2 separate regions of the Homo sapiens genome follow, and region 2 is linked to region 1. Evidence: chromatin loops called from intact Hi-C (ENCODE). Cell type or tissue: pancreas. All regions are shown on one strand. Each heading gives the region's core, and the rest is flanking DNA. Links, peaks and the distances in the headings are about the cores only.

Evidence for each region. A loop is a pair of places that touch in the nucleus more often than their neighbours do. Peaks named below come from ENCODE experiments on the same cell type or tissue, not always from the same donor. Only the 100,000 strongest peaks of a DNase experiment are listed, where the experiment ranks them.
Region 2: a loop joins it to region 1, with 6 times the contacts of the local background. A loop is called at or near these places in 4 of 110 quality-filtered maps.

The regions. Positions count from the first base shown.
Region 1 is chr3:169,430,989-169,433,902 of GRCh38, reverse strand. The region is part of intron 1 of MECOM (MDS1 and EVI1 complex locus); the gene reads left to right. Among named protein-coding and RNA genes, the nearest start is that of MECOM-AS1, 15 kb to the left of the region's middle. In pancreas, for the core only: no CTCF peak of the experiment used is centred there; no DNase peak of the experiment used is centred there; H3K27ac peaks cover 2,500 bases.
Region 2 is chr3:169,667,867-169,670,780 of GRCh38, reverse strand. No RefSeq gene overlaps it. Among named protein-coding and RNA genes, the nearest start is that of MECOM, 5.6 kb to the right of the region's middle. RefSeq lists an enhancer at 1,167-1,668. In pancreas, for the core only: a CTCF peak has its summit at 1,495; DNase peaks (open chromatin) are centred at 1,550 and 2,190; H3K4me3 peaks cover 1,261 bases; H3K27ac peaks cover 1,741 bases.

The sequences.
Region 1 (2,914 bases), core at 325-2,824:
TCTCTAGATAGGTGCTTCTCCAAATGTGATCTTTGAATCTCCTGCGTTCAAACATTTGAAAGGTCTCACCCTACAGTCACAGTAAATCTCTGGGGACAAGCCCTGTGTATTTGCATTTTTAACAAGCACTCTAGATGATTTTTCACAAAGGTTAAAAACTACTGCTCTCAATGTTATTGAAAGAAATTTTCTTTCTTTCTTTTCTTTCTTTCTCTTTCTTTCTTTCTTTCTTTCTTTCTTTCTTTCTTTCTTTCTTTCTTTCTCTTTCTCTTTCTTTCTTTTCTCCTTCCCTCCCTCCCTCCTTCCCTCCCTTCCTTCCTTTTTTCCTTCCTTCCTTCCTTCCTCTTTCTTTCTTTTCTTTCTTTCATTCTGTCTGTCTGTTTGTCTTTCTTTTCTTTCTTTCATTCTGTCTGTCTGTCTTTCTTTTCTTTCCTTCTTTCGAGTTTCGCTGTTGTTGCCCAGGCTGGAGTGCAATGGCGTGATCTCTGCTCACTGCAACCTCTGCCTCCTGAGTTTGAGCAATTCTCCTGCCTCAGCCTCCCGAATAGCTGGGATTACAAGTGTGCCCCACCACACCCAGCACATTTTTGTAGTTTTAGTAGAGATGAGGTTTCACCATGTTGGCAGACTGGTTTCAAACTCCTGACCTCAAGTGATCCACCCGCCTTGGCCTCCCAAAGTGCTGTGATTACAGGTGTGAGTCACCATGCCCGGCCTAGTCAAAGAAATTTCATCATGACAACATTGGTTCTAATATATAGAATACTTTTTTTCCATTTACATAAAATGAATTTTCCACAATTGGGTCTCACCGTTTCTATAAACTTTTATATCTTACCCTTGATTCCAAAAGAAAAATGTTGAGTTTACACAGCTTCAGTACATACCTGGTGGGTAAAGGGTTTGGGCAAGTGCAGACAGCAAGGAAATCAAATATGAGCTTTTTGCCCAGAGAAGTTCTAATCACATAGTAAACAGTTAGAATTTACACGGGTCTTTATTTAATTAAGCCTGAGAACCACTATTTAGTTGCAGCTGGAGCAGAATCTTGGCACAGAATAGAACAATCTACTGTAGCCTTTAACCTTTTCCCTTTTAACTGTGCTTATAAGAAGGTGTGTTTCTTTAAAAAGGTGCTGCATATCTTTAAGCACTGTTTGTAGTCTTTGATATAAGGGTCACCTCACTGTGCACACATTTTAAAATTCAATAGTAAAGAAGAAGAATGAAATAGATGTATAGCCTAACAGGGCTTTTTGTGTTCTATGAGGTTGAAATAATTTATCCACATGATGAACCTTCATATTTTAAATGTTTTCTGTAATTTTTAATGAAGAAAGTATATGTCTGTTTGTGTGTTAGAGAGGGAGACATTGACATCTGCTTTACTGTTTCATAAGTCTTTGAGATCAGCTAAGGCTAAATAATGAGAAGAAAAAAATGACAGCCCGGCACAGTGGCTCACGCCTATAATCCCAGCACTTTGAGAGGCTGAGGCCAGTGGATCATCTGGGGTCAGGAGTTCGAGACCAGCCTGGCCAACATGGTGAAACCCTGTCTCTACCAAAAATACAAAAGTAGCCGAGTGTGATGGTGCACCCCTGTAATCCCAGCTACTCAGGAGGCTGAGGCAGGAGAATCACCTGAACCTGGGAGGCAGAGGTTGTGGCGAGCCAAGATAGTGCCACTGCACTCCAGCCTGGGTGACAGAGCAAGACTCTGTCTAAAAAAAAAAAAGACAGTAGTACTATCACAAAAATGACAGTGGAACTATCACTTTTCTTCATGACAAAGGGAGAGAATTAAACAAGATTCATACTAGGTCTCGAACTGTTGTCTCTCTGGCCTACAGTCAGTTTGTAGACACATGTAGTTTGGCTAACACAATGTGAAAAAAAAAAAGGTGAAAAACCTCACCCCAAAATCCAAATTTCTGATTTATCTTGAAGTATCAGATTATGTGGCCATATCAAACCAGTTTTCTCCATGGCAACACTCAGCCATACCTGATAGCAGCTCCCTCCTTTAGATGGAGCATGGCCTCTCCTAACCCCTTGGTCTGTGCCATCTCGTGTTGCCTTACACCTCATTTACCTGGTATGCTGGATGCTCTTAGCCATTTCTATATGTAAGTACTAATTCATGCTACTGAATTGAGAACCCCAAACAGGAGAATCTAAAAATCTCACAACCGTGTGTATTTGGCTTTAGGATTTGTGGCAGACCAGTCTACCTAATTGTATTTACCATGGAAAATATTGAAATTAGTCTGTGCGACTTTGAATCTAATCAGGTGAGTAAATCAGGGAATCCATCAGGGAATTACAAAGTAGGGAAGTTAACTTGAGCTCAAAGTTTGAAATAAGGGCTTTTTTTTCTTGTGGTACCATTTGGCAACAGGTCAAGGGACCTTTATTTCTTCTATGTAGGTCTTAGAGACCTATAATTCTGGAAGACCCCGGTTTTGATAATGTTCTACTAGCAACGGTAAGCCAGTAGGCAGTGCCAACTTTAGAAAACAATTATCAGGACATCTATGCAAGGTATCGCAGCCTCTTAGTAACCACAGGAAGTTCCCAGCCTCTCGCCACAAGCTTGAGTTTCCAAGGCTGACAGGTCCCTGCTACTCCCTTCCTACTCCTCCCACTTGAAGAAAGGCCACAAGTTCAGATTTCCCCACCAGCTAATGACTTTGGGTTTGTCTAACTCTGGCTGTAAGCTCTTTGGCATAGTTCAACCTTGCTTCTTTCAGAGGACAAATCTTATCTTTTTATTAGCAAACAGGATGGCTTAGATATGTCTTTATAGGACATTTGCTGGAGCATAATTTAATATGACTCATTTCCCCTTATATATAAAGACAGTGACTGAAACAGACAAGGGGAAAAACAAGCCCAAAAATGTTATTAGAAAC
Region 2 (2,914 bases), core at 314-2,813, 240 kb before region 1:
ACTCTCTCTCTCTGTCTCTCTCACACACAGACATGCACACACACACGCACACCCTCGTTATTTTGCCGACTATGAAATGTTAGAGCTTAGAGCTCTAAATAGCTCCATTTATTAAATTCCTACTATGTAGCAGGCGCCATACTAGGTGCTTTGTATACATTGTCTTTAATTATCACAAGTATTCTGCAAGATGTACATACTTATTCTAATAATACAGGGGAGGTAACTGGGACTCAGAGAGGTTCAATAATTTGCCTAAAGTTATGCAACTGGTAAAAGGGAGGACTGGGATTTGTACCTCCAGTGGTTTGATACTTAAGGTGTTTCAACTCAATCTTGTGACCCCAGAATTTATCTAAGGTATAATGGCCCTGAAATCTGAATACTGCCATCTTTTCTTAACAATGGCAACCATGGCTTCCAAAGCATTTTTATATATTAATCCTATGTGGGAAGAAATGCCTATTTCCATGCTGCAGATGAAAAAACAAAGTGGAGAATATAAGGCATAATCTCTTTCAAGATGTCCACAGCTGAAAGGGGAAGGAAGATCTGTAAACAAAAAACTGTAATGTAAGGAGGGAGAAATAAAAGCCATAGACTTGGCAGCAAAATACTGAATGGGTGAGGGGGGCTTGAGGAAAGTGGCTGGAAGAGATGTCAATCAGACAAGAATCAAGGAAGCCTTGCAGGTGGCATTTGGCCCCTAAGCTCAGTGGTCAATGCATGTTAGTCTAGGGTTTCTGCAGTGGGCCAGAGGAGATGTAGCGTTTACGTGGATAGGTTCGTTGACTCCATCCTCTCCCGTGACCACGGCAGAAAGCAGGATTTGAAATGAAGTTCAATCACAGAGGCGTCCTGATTTAAGACAGAAGAAAGAAAACCTGGCCAGGCACATTCTATTGCAGTGCATCTCCAACTTCAACGTTCTAGTGAATCACTTGTTAAAATGTCAATTTTGATTTAGTAGGTTTGGTTGGGGCCTGAGATCTTGAGTTTCTATTGAAATCCTGGCGATGCTTGATGTTGCTGGTCTGCGACTACACTTCGAGGAGCATCTGCATCACCTAGGAGCCTGTTGAGAAATGTTGGGCCCCACCCCAGGCTTACTGAATCAGAATCTGCATTTTAACAAGATTCCCAGGCGATTCGTATGCACATTACACTTTGAGAAATACTCTTCCAAGTAATTCTTTTTTCAATGGAAGGGACCCCAAGAGGTCCAAACTTCCCAGGGCATCGCTCAGGAACAGTCTGGTTTCTTTCCGGAGCTCAAGTTCCGTGCCCCGTGAAGTTGCTCCTCCTGATTCTAAACCGGTAGCAGCTCCAGGAGTTTGCTCGCCTCATAATCCTCCTTGCTGGGTTCCTTTCCACCCCAACCCGCGCCTCCCCGGGGCGCTCCAGCTGTTTCCCACCCCCACGCCCAGGCGGCTACTGTGCACAGCTGGAGCCCTAAGCGGCGTGAGCACCAGAGCTGCCGCGGCCAAAGAAACCAGGCGAGGGCGCCGCAGACTAGGCTGTGCGGGAGGAGGCCGCGCCGAGCCCGGAGAGGGCGGCCAGAGCGGCTGGTGGGGGACCGCGAGCTTAGCACCTGGTGCCAATAGGCACGGCCCTGGCGCGGCCCCACATTCCCACACTGCAGGAACCTAGGCTCGCCACCTGGGAGGCGGCGCGCATCACTCCAACCTGCGTTTCATAAACCCTTCGGGAAATGGTTCTTCAACCCCATGGGCTAGTAATCAGCCCGACGTTCTCTCCAAAGAACTGCTGATTATAATTCCCGAGCGGGGCGGGGGCCCAGATTTTAAATCGACTATTTAATGTCATCATCGTCATTATTATTAAAAGCCAGCTACCCTGACCGCTCCCTGCTCCCCGTACCTTATATACACATCAGAAGTTGGATGGGAGGATGTTGAACTAGGGGGAGGGAGTAGGATTGTAAAACCGAATGATTTGCTAAGAAATCTGGGACCGAAAACGCAATTTACAAAACGGCAAGTTTTACGAGGTAGAGAAGGTAACTGGGCAGAAATCGCCCGGCCGCCGAACACCAGCTGCGCGTACTCGCTGAGCCGGCTGGTCCCGAGCGCGCCTCGCTGTGCCATGCCGCCCCGGCAGCGCGAGGATTTCGCAGGAAGAGGAGGCTGTTCCGTGTCTCAGGCCCCGGCGTCGAGACGCTGTGGAGAGGGGTGCCCCCAGCCGCCCCGCGCCCTTTGCGGCCCGTGGCTCCCTTTCCCTGGCTGGACGTGGAAGCCGAGCTAGCCCTGAGCTGTCGCCTCGCCGGCGTTCAAAGCGCGCATTTCTCTGCAAGCTTCCCTTTTAGGGCAAAGCGTGGCGGATCATTCAAAGTTAACACCTTCATGCAGCCGCTGCTGCCTGGATGTGTGCTTATATGTGTATGTGTGTGTATTTCTCTGACAATGTCAGACAAATCAGGTAGCTTTAACATTAAAGCCTACGTGTTCTATCTCGAGGCTTATCAGGTTTGTTCAAACTTTTGTGAGTGTGTGTGTGTGAGTGCGCGCGTGTCTCCACCCTCCTCTCGCTCCCCCAGCCCCACCCCCACCCCGCCTGTGCAGGGCGAAGTAGTCCTATATAGCGATGATAAATATCCCTGTTGATCACTTGATTGATTACCTCCCTGAAAGGTCACGCGGGCTCGCAGTAATTTCCTTTTGCCTAAGGCTCCCTTTTCACTTTTACTCCGGCACGACAGCTCCGAGTACACAGGATCTTTATTTTTTATTTTAACCCCTAAATGCAACCCCTCCCGAAAACAATGCAGACAAGAAAAATCGAATAAAATCAACTCGAGACCTTTTCGCTCACTCTCAGCCTCCCTCCCCATCTTGCTCCATTCTTTCTTGTCGCCCCTGCTCCCTCCTACTTCAGCCCCCCTCCTCAACTCAAA